3 separate regions of the Mus musculus genome follow, and regions 1 and 3 are each linked to region 2. A link is a loop called in an ENCODE intact Hi-C map of the cell type or tissue named here. Cell type or tissue: left cerebral cortex. All regions are shown on one strand.

Region 1 (5,000 bases), 76 kb before region 2:
AACAAAGCATCTAAAATGAACTCTGCAAAGCTAGAAAATCTATACACATCATTACTGCATTTGTTAATGTGCCTATTCTCTGTCCTGGAAATGGGTAACATTTACACAAACTTTGTCTACCTCAGAGAATGTTGAAACAGTTTCTGGGGATGCTTTGCCTCCACTAAAACTAACAAGAGATTTTATTTTAAAAACTTGACTTAACCCCCAAATGAAATGCTAAAGCAACACTACATATTAGCAGGGGGCTTGGGCTCAGCTCTGATGGGCAGCAGCAGAGTCTCTGTTCAGATTTGCCCCTGTTGCGGCCCACTAAGGAGCTCCCTCTGATTTACAAGATATAAATATATGTGGTAACATATGTGGGAAAAAAAGGAAAGTGCTGAGTATGGAGATTTCACGACTTGATTGGAAGCAGAATGATAATTTTATTTTTCTGGAAGTCTAGTTGGTGCATCCTATCAAAGCCCTCTTTGTCCCTTTTCCAAGTTTGTTCTTGAAAACCATCTTTCATCCTGCTCCCCCATCAGATTGTAGGTGAGGAAGACACAGTCCCGCCCTTGAAAAGCGTATGGCATAATGGAAACTTAACACAGTTACATGGCTAGCTCTGCAATGGCAATGGGCAAGGCCAGGGCCCAGGAGGTCGGACAGTGTGGGACGCCATTCTGGTTATGCCTAAGATTCTGCATGTGTCACGGCTTCTGTGGTCCCTCATGCCATTGCTTTGATCCAAACCTCAATCGGTGCTTGTGGCTCCAATTGTCATGTACCCAGCATTCTGAGTTAGCCAAAAACATGTCTTAAGATGTGTTTATTGCTGAGCAGTGGTGTCAAATGTCTCTAATCCCTGCACTTGGGAATGAAGCAGAGTCAGGTGGATCTCTGTGAGTTTGAGGCCAGCTTGGTCTACAGAATGAGTTTCAGGACATCCAGGACTATACAGAGAAGCCCTGCCTTGGGAGAAACAAAAAGGATGTATTTATGAACTCTAACCATCTTTTCCCCTTTTTTGCCTTGCAGTTGACCTGCCCCTGTTTTTCCCTCGAGATCAGCCTACGCTCACATTTCAGTCAGTCTATCACTTTACCAACAGTGGACAGCTTTACTCCCAAGCACAAAAAAACTACCCATACAGCCCCAGATGGGATGGAAATGAAATGGCCAAGAGAGCAAAGTAAGTGGTACATTGTTAGTTGACTGGCCGTGAGTGGCCTCTTTGGGTTGTTTGTTTGTTTGGTTGGTTGGTTGGTTTTTGTTTTGGTAAATGGATTGTAGGAGATATGAGATAGCAAGTTAAGTTGTAGATAAATAATGTCAATAATAAAAATGATGGCAACCACTTATGTATTTTAAATGATAAATTTCAAATGTTGGTAAACAGATTTTCTAGTGAATAGTCAGTATATGAGTTCAGTGTCTATTATTCCATGGGAAGCTGCATCTCATGAATTATGTTTCTCCTGTGTGTTGCATGGATTTGTATACTCAAGTACACAGACTCCTTAGATCTGCAAACACTGCTGTGGAACTTGTGTCTCAATGGAGATTAAAGTTACTAGCCTTAATAGTTGAGTATAGAAAGGCTGTCACTATAGTCATAAGGACCAGGTTGATCCAGAAACATGGTGAGTGCTATGGTAAAGACTTCAGGGTCTGGGCCAGCAGTGTATGGACCATTGCCTCCTAGCCTGAAGCAGCAGTAGATTGAAGTGGGATTTTCCAAACATAAACCATAGTGTGGTGTGTGGCAAATACTTTATCACTCTGCACAGCCATGTGCTCTTACCTGTGATCTCAGCTGAAGGGTGGGCAGAGCCAAAGAATCATAGAAAGAGAAGTGGCTCATAAGCATCCTCCACTGCTCATCCAATAGTTACTACCCTCTACAGTGTTCCAGGCACTGTGTGCCATGCTGAGGATGTCATGATAAAGAAACTAGAAACTATCCATGGCTTCACTGAGCCTGTAGCCTAGCAAGGAGATAAATCATACCAAATTCCTGACAGCTTTAAAGTACCCATAACAAAAGATGACCTTCCAGGCTTAGAAACTTCTTGATTATTAAGACTTCCTGTTCTTACCAACCATTTCCTGGTTGAGTTTTCTTCCCAGAGAAAACCCTCCTGGCCTCTCCCATCATCTCTCTACTACTAAACCCTCACATGTGGTAGGCTCAAGGCTCTACAAGAGTGCCCCTTCTCCAGTACTCCAGCCACCCAGAATCCCGGTGTGCCACTCAGAGCTATTATCTGAAACTCGTGTGCCTTTCTCCCTATATTTTCCCTTTATATCCAAGCTACTGAAGTCTGAAATTCTATTTAAGGAATAAACAAACAAATGCAAATGTAACTAGTAACAACTATTAAGACCTATGTTGACATGCAGTGGAACAAAGGAAATCTAAAGCAAGGTTTCCGTTTGAAGTCTTGCTGTTGTTTAATTTTCTGGGCGTTCCCTATGTATACATAGGATCTACCCTTAGAAGATGGGCCATTATTTGTGGTATGTGCTCCAGAGTCTGAAGCAGACATATCTTTGTGGTTTCCATGGCAAAGCAATCTTGGTGTGCGTGTGCGTACTTCTGAAGCAGGCATTTTAGCATGTATGAATTGAATCTTTAAGGAGCTGTAGACCACAAGCCTGTGATTTCAGTATAGGAGTTATCGTAAGTGAAGCCTGTTTATCTTAACAGATTGGTTCAGACTTTCAAGAGACATTTGCTTTATGTTAACACCAGTCTAAAGAAAACATCTGAAGTCGTGTTAAAAAAAAAAATCTGCTTGCTAGTTTAGTGAGGATAAATCCATTTTAGATGTAATAAAAGAGACAGCCAGCAGCTCGTGCCGGCTAGAAATAGTAGCTTTAGCCCCTATTCTTTAATTGAACTGAGTAATTACATGAGGCTGTGTCAAAGGCCAGGTAATGGGCAAACGTAAGCAAGAATTGTCCTATGGTTAAGTCTGAAAACTAGCAGAAAGGCATGGAGGAAAATGTTGAACAAAACGAAAGGTCAGTGAAGCATTCCTCGCATGCCCCGTGTCTGTATCCTATGAAAATACTGTACACAGTGCGTAAAAGGCTATAATTCACTGGGGGAGCTCTGCCCACCACATAAACACTCTCATGGTTTAGAACAGCCCTAGAGCCCTTTGAGTGAAATCAGCTGTTTATCCTGCCTGCCTAAGAGCACAGTTCTAAACGTGTGCATTAAAAAAGGACACTTTCTGGGACTGAAAAGCCAGGGCTTTTCCTACCACAGTGCTTCTTGCTGATATCAATCCAGCCAGTCCTACCCTTAACAGATACAATACCCTAAAGTGTGTAGGTACAGGCTTTGGGGTCATACATGCTCCAGTTCCAACCAGAGTTTAATCCTATAAGCGCCATAGCCTTGGGCAGAGTGCATAATCTCTCTGAACTTCATCTTTTAAGACAGGGTTGTACTCCCTCTGTTGAATGGACTTGCTAGGAAGGTGTACTCAGTGAGGCAGCATATTGAACAACAGTAGTTTTCCTTTAAACTCCCAGGCAACCCTTCACCGCCCTCTTTCCAATTTGACTCTGGTCACATGTTCCTTTAGAATCTCTTATGTTATTTTTCCTTTTTCTTTAGCATCTTTATCTTCATCTATTTTCTTAACTAAATGGTGAGCTCTTTAAGGCAAACACTTGCTATAATTATCTTTTTAATGTAGTATAATTTGTGTCTAATTTACAGTGCTGTGGACAAATTTTTATATAAAGACTGTCTCTGTCTTACAATGGCTCAGCTTAAGATTTTTGAGCCATATAATGGTCTGAAAGCAACGTACATTTGGTAGAATCTATACTTTGATCTTGAATTGTGATATTGTTATGAGATAGTGTTATTAATACACTGCTCTATGCAGTTCCAGAAAACAGTAGAAAACCACAGCTCCCAAGGAAGAAAAGCAGTAGTCTAAGATATTCCATTTCCCAAAACTCTGCTGCCCTACAGCTAGATACATAAGTGGAGTTTTTACTAAGGATAGTTAATTCTTTTTACATTGATTGGTTGATTGATTGATTGATTGATTGACTGGGGAAACTGGTTCTCTCCTTCTACCATGTCATTTCTAGGGACTAAACTCAGGTTGTCAGGTTTGGCAGCAAGTAGCTATACCTGCTAAGCCACTCACTGGCCTACAGGATACTTTCAACCTCTTGTGAGTTTACCGGACTATAACCGCTTCAAAATTTGAAGAGCATCTGTTGCTTAAGTTGATAAAGTACATACATACTTAGAATTCTTTTGTCCTCTTAATATATTGGTCCTTCTGCCATTATGGAATGTCTATATCTGGTAAGACTTCTTGACTTGAAGTCTTCTTTAATATAAAAATAGCTGTTCCAGCTTTCTCTCCACATAGTTTTGTATGCTGTCTTTCTTCATCTCTTTTTGTTTTACTTAGTCTCTGTCTGTATGTGTGTCTAGAAATCTTTTGTAGGTTTTGATTATTTTAATCTAGTCTGATGGTCTGTGTCCCTTAATATTTAGTTTGTTTATACTTAACATAACAAATGAGTTTATTACGTTTAAGTCTTACATCTTTCTTTTTTCAAATTTTTTAATTTCCTTTGTTTTTAATTCCTTTATTTTCTCTTCCAATGTTCTTTTGGTTTGTTGAAGTGTTTTGGCATATATCTTGATGTCCCTTTTACCTCTTATTGGCTTATTAACTCTATTGCTTCATATATTTTGGTAATATGTGCAGTAAATATGATCTTTACTTGACACATAAATTTATATATATAATACCTATCATAATTAATATTACAATGTTTCATACATAATCTAAATGTCTAAATCTATAAAAGGTGAGTCTCTTTATGCCCCTAGTTAGCCTTTGTGCTATGATATCCATATGTTTTGATTTTTCATGTGACTTTTAACAGTCAAACAGCTTTAAAAAATTTTTTTTCTAATCAAAGGAAAACTATAATCTACTTCATTCTGGTTCTAGATAAAGGTAGCA
Region 2 (5,000 bases):
ATAACAAGGAAACTGGAATGAGTGAAACGGGAGGGTCCAGACACTCAGAGAGGCGATGAAGAGTCAGCCCAGACTACCTTTTTATTTCCCCACAGCGGCATCTCTCTTCCTTTCCCTCACTCAGAAGAGAAAAAAGGGGCACTTTTAAATGTCAGTTAAAGCCACGAACAAATGAAGTCTGTGCTTAGAAAGCCAGAGAGACATTCCGGTAGGAGGCAGGTAATGCGGTGGAGGCGGGTAGGCAGACTCAGTCAGAGGCGGTTTTACTTTCAACTCGTTATTAAACACTGACCAGTTCCCCAGGACAAGTTACTTGGTCTTGCTTTCTTGAACTGACACCTGGAAATGAGAGACACCTCAAATGTTTGTTGTGTGGATTACAAGGGACAGTATGTTTTCGTTTTGATTTGAGACATTGGGGCTTAATCCCTGTTCTGAGCATCTTACTCCAGCCCCTTCTTAACCGCGTGCCCCCAGGTATGTCTTCCCACGTAGGCGCCGCTGAACTGGGTTTAGATAGGTCAAACTTCAAGCATCCACTGAATCAAGGGAGACCAGTGTCCCGGCAGCTCTGCCTCTGGTGCCACGGGACTGAAAGGTGGCCTAGGCTGTGGAACCTAGGTCTCCTCTCCAGGCAGGCACGGGAAGCCAGCTCACGTTCCGGAGCAGGGCCAGGCAGGGATCAAAGCGCTCTCAGGCGGGCCGGGGCGCACCAAAGGGAGGCCGGCGACTTGCATCAGCACAGATTCCGTGATGCTCTGCAGACGTCTGGGGGCTGCTGGCTTTACGGGAAGCCACAAGAAAGGAAAGGACGGGGGAAGCGGGTCCGGGCGGGGGCGGGCGAGGGCGCGAGGTTGCGCTGGCCCGAAGGCGCGCTCCCGGCGGCGCCTGCTAGTTGCTGGGCGCGCCCGGGATGGCGGAGGCCTTGGAGGAAGCTCCTGCTCCCCTTCTCCCCCGCCCCCGCCCCGCGTTACTGGAAGGACTGTGTGGGAGAGACCCAGAAGCTCACGATTATTGAATGCGGGCTGGGGGAGGGCCGGACAGCCCGTGCGGCTCGAAGGAAAACCAAAAGTGCGTCTGTTCGTGCTGCTGTGACACGGGGTTCCTCGGGGAGGTCCCTGCGTACCCCGGCCGCCCCCCCCCCAGTTGCTCACCCCCAACCCTCCAAGATTTATTTCACTAGGGCGGCCGAGGACCCGCAGAACACAGGGCGAGGCGAGTGGGAAAGTGTCACGATTTTTTTTTTTCTATGCCCTGCCCCCGTCCCCACCTCTAGTTTTCTGGGTTTTGCTGCTGCTGGGGAAGGGTTGATCCGTTTTGCGTCAAAGGGCTGCATTTACTCAGTCCTGCTGAGAGAGGCGCGTAAACACCCAAGCAGGCCAGGACGCAGGGATGGGAAGGGGGGAGGGCCAGGCACCCAAGGCTGGTGCGTGCGTGTACGCCTGCACCACACCCCGTTCTCGAGCCTGCAGAGCTGCACATTCTGCTGGGAGGGCAGCTGCAAAAATGCGAGGAGTCTGGCCACTCAGCTTACCACGCGCACAAGTCCTTGGGGATGGAGCTCAGGACAGAATGTGTTTTATAATTGTAAACAATGACCCCTAGTACTGTTTGGGATTACCGTATCTTGAGGCCCTTGGGGCAGCCAGATGCCGCCAGTCGTCCCGGAAACGCAGGCGCTTTATATGGAGCCCCGGGAAAGCTTCGAGTTCCCGGCTCTTATTTTTCTTTCCTAGTAACGCCCCCACTTCACAGATAAGGAAACTGAGGACCTGAGATGTGATATGGGAGATGCATAGCACTTCAACGTCCTCAGTGGAATCCCAACAACCTTACTTCCCATTCACTCCTCAAAAGCTTAAGGATACAGATGCACTGCATAAGGATGGCTAAAAAAGGCGTTTTTTCACCCTTGTAATCCCGGCACTCGGGAGGTGGAGGCTTATCTTTGACATATAGAGAGTTTTAAGACAGCCTGTGCTGAGACCCTGCCTCAAAAGAAAGAGAGTTCTTCAACTCCTGGTACAGCGCTTATCTGTACTCATTGTACCTTCTCTGGGGATGATAGGCTATCCGAAGCAGAAGAAAGCTTTAGGTCGTCCTGCTCCAAACCTTTCATTAGATAGAGGAGGAAACTGAGACTCTAGACTCGCCCAAGATCTCACAGCTCGTAAATAGCAGAGCCAGGCGTTCATACTCCAAGGCCTGCGCTCTTTACCCTGAGTGCCACCCCACCCATCAAGGCGGGAAGAGCCAGGAGTCCGGCCACGCGCGCCCTGAACTTTGCTCCAAAACAGTTCAAGGCAACTTGGGGCACACCTCTCGGGCCCCAGTTATTTATTTATTTATTTATTTATTTATGTATTTTAAAAAACAACCCGATTTGCTTTTAAGACCTGGTTACTACTATTACATGCGTCATAACTGTGTAGCACAGAGGACTCCCGAATGTCTCACTGGCTAATTTCATCTTCAATACTACTTCTAAGCAAGTTAATTGGAAGGCCAAAATAAAATAAATTAAAAAAAGAAAAAAGAAAAAGAAAAAAAAAAAAACAAGCGCGCGCGCGCGCACACACACACACACACACACACACACACAACACACACACACACAAAAAGGGGAAGCAGTGGGCAGCCAGGCTCCGAGTGAAAAATGGGCAGGCCAGCCCCGCCTGGCGACGCCGCGCCGCACCCCGCCAAGACCCGGCCGCAGGGTGGCGCGGGTGCCCGGTGCGCCCAGGACGCCCGCTGTACCGGGCGGCGCCGCTGAGGGTGCGGACGACTGCGCACGGCCGCGCCCTCCCCGCGAGCAGCTCTGCGCGCCGGGCTCTCTGCCTCGCGGTGGCGCCGCACTGAGCCGCCCGTCTCGTCTTCAGGGCTGCGATTTTTTTTTTTTTTTTTTTTTTTTCCTTTTCTAAAACCCGGAGCCCAGGCCGGCGCGGCCGCTTTCGGGGCCCCGCCCCGCGCCCCTTCCTTTTGGTTGGGGATGGAGGGGAGGAGGTAGGGAGGCCAGGGCGCAGGCGGGAGCAGGCGAGGGAATCCCTCTCCCTCCACGTCACCCGAAGGCGAGGAAACCCGCATTCGCGTCCTCTAACGCAAATGACCATCTTTGGCAACGTGCGCCAATGGAACAGACCAAGGGCGCTGCGCCCCAGGGGGGGTGGAGGAGTTCGGCGAGAACGCGGGCGGCCTCGGCGCCCCCGTAGTGCGAGGGCCGCGCTCTCCCACCCTCCCCGCCTCCCGCCTTCCTCGCGCGGGGTCTGTGGCTGGCGTCAGCGCGACCGCGAGCGAGGCCGGGAGGGGAGCGCCCCGCCCGCCTTCTCCCCTCCCCTCCCGCGCCTCTTCCTCCTCCTCCTTGTCCCAGGCCTCCTCCCCCGCCGCCTCGAGCGCTCCTCCCAGCAAGGTGGAGTCTAAGGTTGACGTGAGTGGATCCACATGGTGCGGGGCTGGAGAATAAAGAGTGTGGAGTTGAACTCGTGCCATTGTAGTGACTCATCTCGGGCAGAGCGCAGGGGCTCGAAGCGAGACAGTGAGCGGCGCTCGGCAGGGACAGAGAGAGAGAAAGAGAGCGAGCGCAAGAAAGAGGGGGAGAGAGGGGAGGGCGAAGCGAGGCGAGAAGCGCGAGGCTTGGCAGGTCCTGGAGCCAGCACGGGGTGCAGGTCACTGCGACGCGGAGCCACGTCCCTCTCAGCACCGCTCAGCCTAGAATCCCACGGGCGCTGTCCCACCGGCGCGATCGGGGCCGCTGGACCGGCGCTCACCGCCTTGTCCTAAGTCAAGTGTCCGAGTCGCCGGGAAACTCAGGCGGCGAGTTGGCCACAGGAAGTTTATTCTCGGGCTCCTTTTCTAAAAGGAGGAAACAGAAGTTTCTCCCAACCGGCAGCTTTTCTTTTTCGCCTTTTTGGCGCCCTGAGAGATCGGGGAGGGAGTCCCCCAGAGCTGCCAAGCGACACCCGCGGGGCTCCTAGTCTTTTTGCGTTGCCCATTTTTCTCCAGCCCGTGGGTCCCGGCAGAGCTCCGGCTGCGCGCGGGGGCGGAAGGGCGCGCGCAGGGGAGGGACCGAGGGACGCGCCGACTTTTTAGAGGGAGGGACTCGGTGGACAACCGGTTCCGCGGAGCTTGCAGAGCAGAAACGAAGTGCGGTGCGCGGCGATCGGGGGGGTCACTTCCCGAGTGTCGCTGCCTCCTGTCTGCCTTGGTTAGGGGACATCCCGGGAGCGAAAAGCCCAGCCCGTGGCCGGGCCGGTGGACCAGCGAGCGCGCAGCAGACTGTGCGCGGCCGCGGCGAGGGCGGGGAAGAAAACCACCCTGTTTCCTCTCCGGCCCCCACCGCGGATCATGTACCAGGATTATCCCGGGAACTTTGACACCTCGTCCCGGGGCAGCAGCGGCTCTCCTGCGCACGCCGAGTCCTACTCCAGCGGTGGCGGCGGCCAGCAGGTACGTGCGGGCCGGGGTGCACCTGGCGGCGCGGGCAGACTCCTACCCTCTTCTTGCTCCCACTGCCTCCACCCCCAACCTCCTTCTTTTCCCTTTCCTAGCCAGGCTAGAAAAATACTTCACCGCTGTAAGTTGTGGGTTTCTTTTCTTTTCTTTTTCTTTTTTTTTTTCCTGTTCCGCCCTACCCACTCTCCACTTTTCTTTTTCTTTTTCTTTTCTTTTCTTTTCTTTTTTTTTAAGCAAGTGGAGAGTGGGCTTGAAGAGCCAACGACACCCTCTCCCCCTTTTCGTACTTAATTTTCCAGAAAAGCTCTTGAAATTACAGGTCCCCTCCGGGAAGCCTGTTGCCTCCTTCCGAGCCGCTCTCCCTCCCTTTTCACGTTCCTCTTTCTAGGTAGTGGATAGGCAAGAAAATTTTTGCGCCCCCTAAGCCCCTCCCAGCCGTCAAGGACCCTACGGGGGGGGGCGGGGGGGAAGGCTTTTTAACCCTTTCTTCTTCTGTTATTCTTCGGTCTTAGCTGTTTTCTGAAAGGGATTGGGGACTCAAAAACAAAGCT
Region 3 (5,000 bases), 150 kb before region 2:
AACCATTTTGAAAAAAGTCACTATACCAACCTCAATAATATTTGGCCAGTGAAGCTGGCCTTGGCCTTCATTACCAGAATCCATTCTTTTCCTGACTAAGCTTTTCTTCCTCTGTTTTGTCCAAAGCTGTTGACAAGAAAGAAAAAAAGGAAGGAAAGAAGGGAGGGAGGGAGGGAGGGAGGGAGGGAGGGAGGGAGGGAGGGAGGGAGGGAGGGAAGGAGGAAATAAGCGCTTTCTTCTGAATTTCAGGTCTACAAGCCCAGTTCGCCCAGACACTAGGTCCCTGTGCTCTGCCTCACACATGCCCAGTAGCCTTGCCTGGGAACGGTGAGGCCATCATTATTGTCACGGCTGGTGTTAGTTACCTATTTCAGAGACCTGAATAAGAAGTGTTTAAAATGATAGGGTTTTTTAATTAAAGATAATAAATAAGTTCTGCTTTTCCAAAGCAACTCCTCAGTTTTGTGTAGACGGCTGCTAATGGAACTGAGCCTCACTATCTGCTAGGAAGTGAGCTATCTTCTGAGATTAAAGCGGCAGTGACAGGAACCCATACATCTTCTAAGGCTAAGTGCTGACTACAGTTAGCATCCTCAGTGCGTCATCACTCCAGATCCCACCTGTTCCCTTTCATCATGTTTTGTCCTCAACTTTCTCTCTGCAACCTGCTACCAAATATAAGCGCCTCCTTCTGCTTGCCACCGGGCCTCAGGAGGAGGATGGTTGTCAATGGAGAGGTGGAGAAGTGGGTCTGCTGCCATCCTGTCTGGACAGTGGCAGAATGTAGAGAGGGCTTCTGAGAAAACACTACCTGCAGCCCTGGCACTCTGGCTCCGTCCTCCTTCCCTTCAGCATTGTTCAGCTCCTTGACATGAGCGTGGTCTGACCCACTGGGCAGCTGCCAGGAGTTGTGGAGAGGGATCATAAGGGGCTTGAAATGGGAGCAGGGAGGTCAATAGGCAAATAAAATTATATGGATAATTTGGCTCATAAAGGTGGATCAGGACTGCTGAACATCCGCGCTGGAGAACACCAATTGCTTGTTAACTGAGAAGACTAGATGGGTACCTTCTCCTTCTGTGTGCTTGACAGTGTTTCTCATGCTGGGCACCCGTTGGATAGTTGGTCCTCTGGATCTGCAGCAGAACTAGCTACAGATTTGTCTCCTTCGGCTCCAAGAGAATCTCTGGAAGGCGTTTGTATTACCTGGGTGTGCTAATCTGGGACAGAAGGAAGTAGAGGCTCACTGCCTGGTACTACAGACAGCTTATACACATTCTACAGATGATGTTCAAGAAAGGCTAATTCCAACATTAGCCAAAACTGCATGCACGCCAAACCAAAACAACAGCAAAAATACCGACATTCATTTTATGAACTGCTTAATTGCCCATGTTAGTCACAAAGATCAAATCACTGCACGTGCTCCGCCTCTAAGTGCTGTTTTCCATGCTGATGAGCACGAGCCAGCTGTCATTAAACATCAGCCCTAGCACAGTATCCTAAAGATATCAAATGTGACTTCTCAACGTCCCAGTTGGGATTGTGGCATCTTACGTTAGTGCCCGGATGCTTTACTTGTTGGGCACATGTTTTTAGTTAGCTGGCAAAACGTCAGTTGATACAGGCCCATCTGTGTTAACTACAGATTCTCACATGTTGTAAGGGTCCCAGAGCCAGACCTGCACTGCTGCTAGCAACATAGATGGAGCCATTTTGGGTTAGCTTGGTTTCCTAACAGAGCCTAAAGAACCCAGAAACTTGTTCATACTCGCTAGGTAAGTATCTTCCCACTGATCTGGGTCCCCAGCAGTGTCTAAAATGTTTGCAAGCAAATTGCTTCTTTGGTTTATTGGATTTAAGACTTTCACTTCTAATGCATGATGTTTCTCTCGGGACAGGTTAGAAGAAAGTGGGAATCTAGCTTAGTGGTAGACTGTCTACTTAGTACAAGTGATAGTTTGTTAAATAAAAACATGAACCAATGAGTTTAGGCACTGGCATCAATAAGTAAGTAAAAAAAGAACCATGCCTAAGGATGTCAGGACACTGCATGGGCCTCTGTGGATAGCCCAGAGCTCCAGAAACTTAGGAGATTTGACTGGAATGTCATAGGGAAACAAACAGTCCCATGCTAAGTACAAGTTAACAGGAAGACCAACATTTTGTTGCTTCATTTTCCTATAAAGTTCTGGGTTGCTGAGTAAAGCAGAATTCCAATGCTTTGACACACCACCACATTGTTAAGATAGGCAGGATTTGATTATGGGAGAACAAGCCCCCAAAATGGTCATTACACACACACACACACACACACCCTAAGGTCTCCCTTGCTTCCTTCTCAAGGCAATGTGTGGTTGCAATTCCTCCATTTGATGTGGTTCATCCCTCGGTGCCAAACAGGGTAATGTGGGAAAATGATGACACAGCAAAAAATGAGGGTGGCAGTGACCTGCTTAGTAACAAGAGAAATAAAACAGATCTTAGAAATTGAGGCCAAAAATACCTGCTTCTCCACACAATAAGGAGAAAGAAACACAGAGTTTTTCTGTCATAGGAAACGACTAGGCTCTGCCAGCAGCTGGCACCTTATAGACCAAGCAAGGGCAAGCCAGGAAAGCCACAGGCTGGTTGGGGTAGGTGAAAAGGCAGCTGCCTGAGAAAGGGTGTGGGTTCTGTAGATCAAGGGTGTGGAGCGCCAGGGAAGAGAGAAGGGAAGCCAAGGCTGCCTTCCGGCCTAGGCACGGAACATGCTTGCAACATTTTATCATTTCAACACCATGCAGGAGGTGAGGCCTAAAAAAGCGTCACAGTTTAAAAGAAGCAAAAGATGTCCACGCAGGAGTGGGTTCTATTTATTTACAACTTTACGGCTGGACAGCTTTTCTACTGTGTGGTTTGTGACTACCCAAAGTGAAATTTTTTGAGTTTCAAAATTATCTCTTTTTGCACTGAGAAAAGAGCATATATGATTCATCTTAATATTGCCGAGGATCAGTCAGCAGCTAACAGCTAGTATTTTGGGTGGGAGGCAGGCTTCTGTAGGCAGCTTTTTCACCTAACATAGATGTAAAAAACACCAGAATATGCCTCAAGCTTCGTTCGGAATCATATAAATAGCTCGCTCTTGCACAGTTACAATCTAATGCGATCGTAAGAACTCCCACGGTTCATGAAGTGCCTGATGTGCCCCTCACCCAATGCCTAAAGAAGTCGATAGAGGAATGACACTAACTACCCCAGTGGGGTACCAAAGACACCTGACAAAGGGGCCTGCTTTTGTTTCTGCTAACATCCTCATCTTAGGCTTTTGCCTGTGTTTCCTCCTGGATGTTTCTGTTTTGGTTTTTTTTTTTTTTTTTCCAGCCTCTGTAAAACCCTCAAGTCATTCTGAGTCAAGAGACAAGCTATAGGCACTGGGCAGATCCAGCCAGTGGCTGGTAACGTGTGGCCCACCAGCTCTGAATAATCTTTGCATTTTTCTGGTTAGAAAAGCATTTAAAGAATGATGTTTCATAACTTGTAAAAACTGTATGGAATTCAATTTTCTGTAGTCATAAAGTTGCGTTGGTGCATGGCCATGCACATTCATTTACACATCTTCTAAAGCAGCAAGAGCAATATTTATTAACTGACTGTACCAAAAATGTTTACTAACCCCAACACCCTTAAAAATCTTCCTTTCCATAGTAACTATTTGAGGAAAAGAATACAGACATTTATAGACTTTGAATGTTTATTTGGGAAGTTCAACATTGTCATTTGACACAGGTAGAGTGTCCTCTATCTGAAATGTTTGGGACTAGAGTGTTTCAGGTTTGTTTTTCAAATTTTAGAATATTTCCATATGCATAAAGGTCTATATTTGAGATAGGATGCAAGTCTAACAGGAAATTTATTTATATTTCATATGTACCATATACACAGAGCCTGAAATTAATCTCATATAATAGTTTTAATGTACCTATGGGTTTGTGTCTGTGTGATGTGTTTGTGTGTGTATGTGCGTGTGTGCTTACATATACACTTATGTGTATGTATGATTTATGCATGATAAGAGACCAGGAGAGAAAGTCTGCCTTAATCTCTTGAAACAGGGTCTCTGACTCTACCTGGATCTAGACTGGTGGCCAGCAAGCTTCCATGGTTCTCCTGTCTCTTTCCCCTGCAGCACTTGGGCCACAGGCATGTATGGCCATACCTAGTCTTTATACGAGAGCTGGAGATTTGAACTAGGGTTTTCATACTTGCCCAGCAAGCTCTTGTAACCCCTGACCTATCTCCCCAGTCCTATGCCTGTGTTTTAACTGTAACCCATTCTGTAAGATTGGGCATGGAATTTTCCACTGGGAAATCAATTGGCACTTATAAAGCTTCCAGTTTTGCAGCATTTTGGATTTCAGTTTTTCAGATTAAGGATATTCCATTTGTACTACAGATATTTATTGGAAACCGAATGCAGCTTGCCATTATTGTTTTGGGTGTTACACACCTAAACAAACTCAGCAAAGTTCCCCATTCTGAAAGAGTTTGCCTTCTAATAAATGACAGTCAGGAAAGTCAGTGACAAATTAGCATAGCAAACAGAGTATCTGTCAGAGGTACAGGCCTTAGGAAGAAGCAGGACAGAACAGAGAACAAGCAGAGGTAAAGAGCCTCTGTCAGAGACCTCAGTGAGTGCCTGGGAAGCAAACAGTGAGGCAGTTCCAGACTAGCAGTGAGCCAGGTGGGCGATGCTGGAAAGTTGGGAATGGCTCCTTGGGCTGTAAGAGGAGAGACAAGGATGGGTAGCTGAGGCTTTTCATTCAGGAACTAAAAGGCAAGAGTTGCTATTACTAAATTAGGCTTTGCTGAGAACAGTTTGCTCGAAGTATATTATCTATATCAGACTATAGTATAACTCTGATCTAGAGTTATAAATTTGGAAATTGTCAGTATAAAGGGAAAAGTACTTAAGTATTAAGGTTGCTTGGTATTCATTCTAAAAGCCTGAGTTCTTT

What was found. Peaks named below come from ENCODE experiments on the same cell type or tissue, not always from the same donor. Only the 100,000 strongest peaks of a DNase experiment are listed, where the experiment ranks them.
Region 1: it touches region 2 in a loop (4-fold over the local background); 6 of 42 quality-filtered maps call a loop at or near these places.
Region 3: it touches region 2 in a loop (13-fold over the local background); 4 of 42 quality-filtered maps call a loop at or near these places.

Annotation. Positions count from the first base shown.
Region 1 is chr5:32,056,488-32,061,487 of GRCm38, forward strand. It overlaps Babam2 (BRISC and BRCA1 A complex member 2), which reads left to right. Exons shown (of 12, transcript NM_144541.1): 11 at 1,024-1,177. Among named protein-coding and RNA genes, the nearest start is that of Gm40277, 31 kb to the right of the region's middle. In left cerebral cortex, no CTCF peak of the experiment used is centred here; a DNase peak (open chromatin) is centred at 2,606; H3K27ac peaks cover 211 bases.
Region 2 is chr5:32,132,363-32,137,362 of GRCm38, forward strand. It overlaps Fosl2 (fos-like antigen 2), which reads left to right and starts at 4,110. Exons shown (of 4, transcript NM_008037.4): 1 at 4,110-4,443. The coding sequence starts at 4,342. In left cerebral cortex, CTCF peaks have their summits at 2,728 and 2,937; DNase peaks (open chromatin) are centred at 288, 777, 1,010, 1,389 and 5 more places; H3K4me3 peaks cover 4,707 bases; H3K27ac peaks cover 4,700 bases.
Region 3 is chr5:31,981,788-31,986,787 of GRCm38, forward strand. All of the region lies in intron 7 of Babam2 (BRISC and BRCA1 A complex member 2), which reads left to right. Gm52770 (a long non-coding RNA gene) reads right to left here. Exons shown (of 3, transcript XR_003955739.1): 2 at 1,069-1,220; 3 at 63-126. Among named protein-coding and RNA genes, the nearest start is that of Gm52770, 15 kb to the right of the region's middle. In left cerebral cortex, no CTCF peak of the experiment used is centred here; DNase peaks (open chromatin) are centred at 2,806 and 3,015; H3K27ac peaks cover 1,075 bases.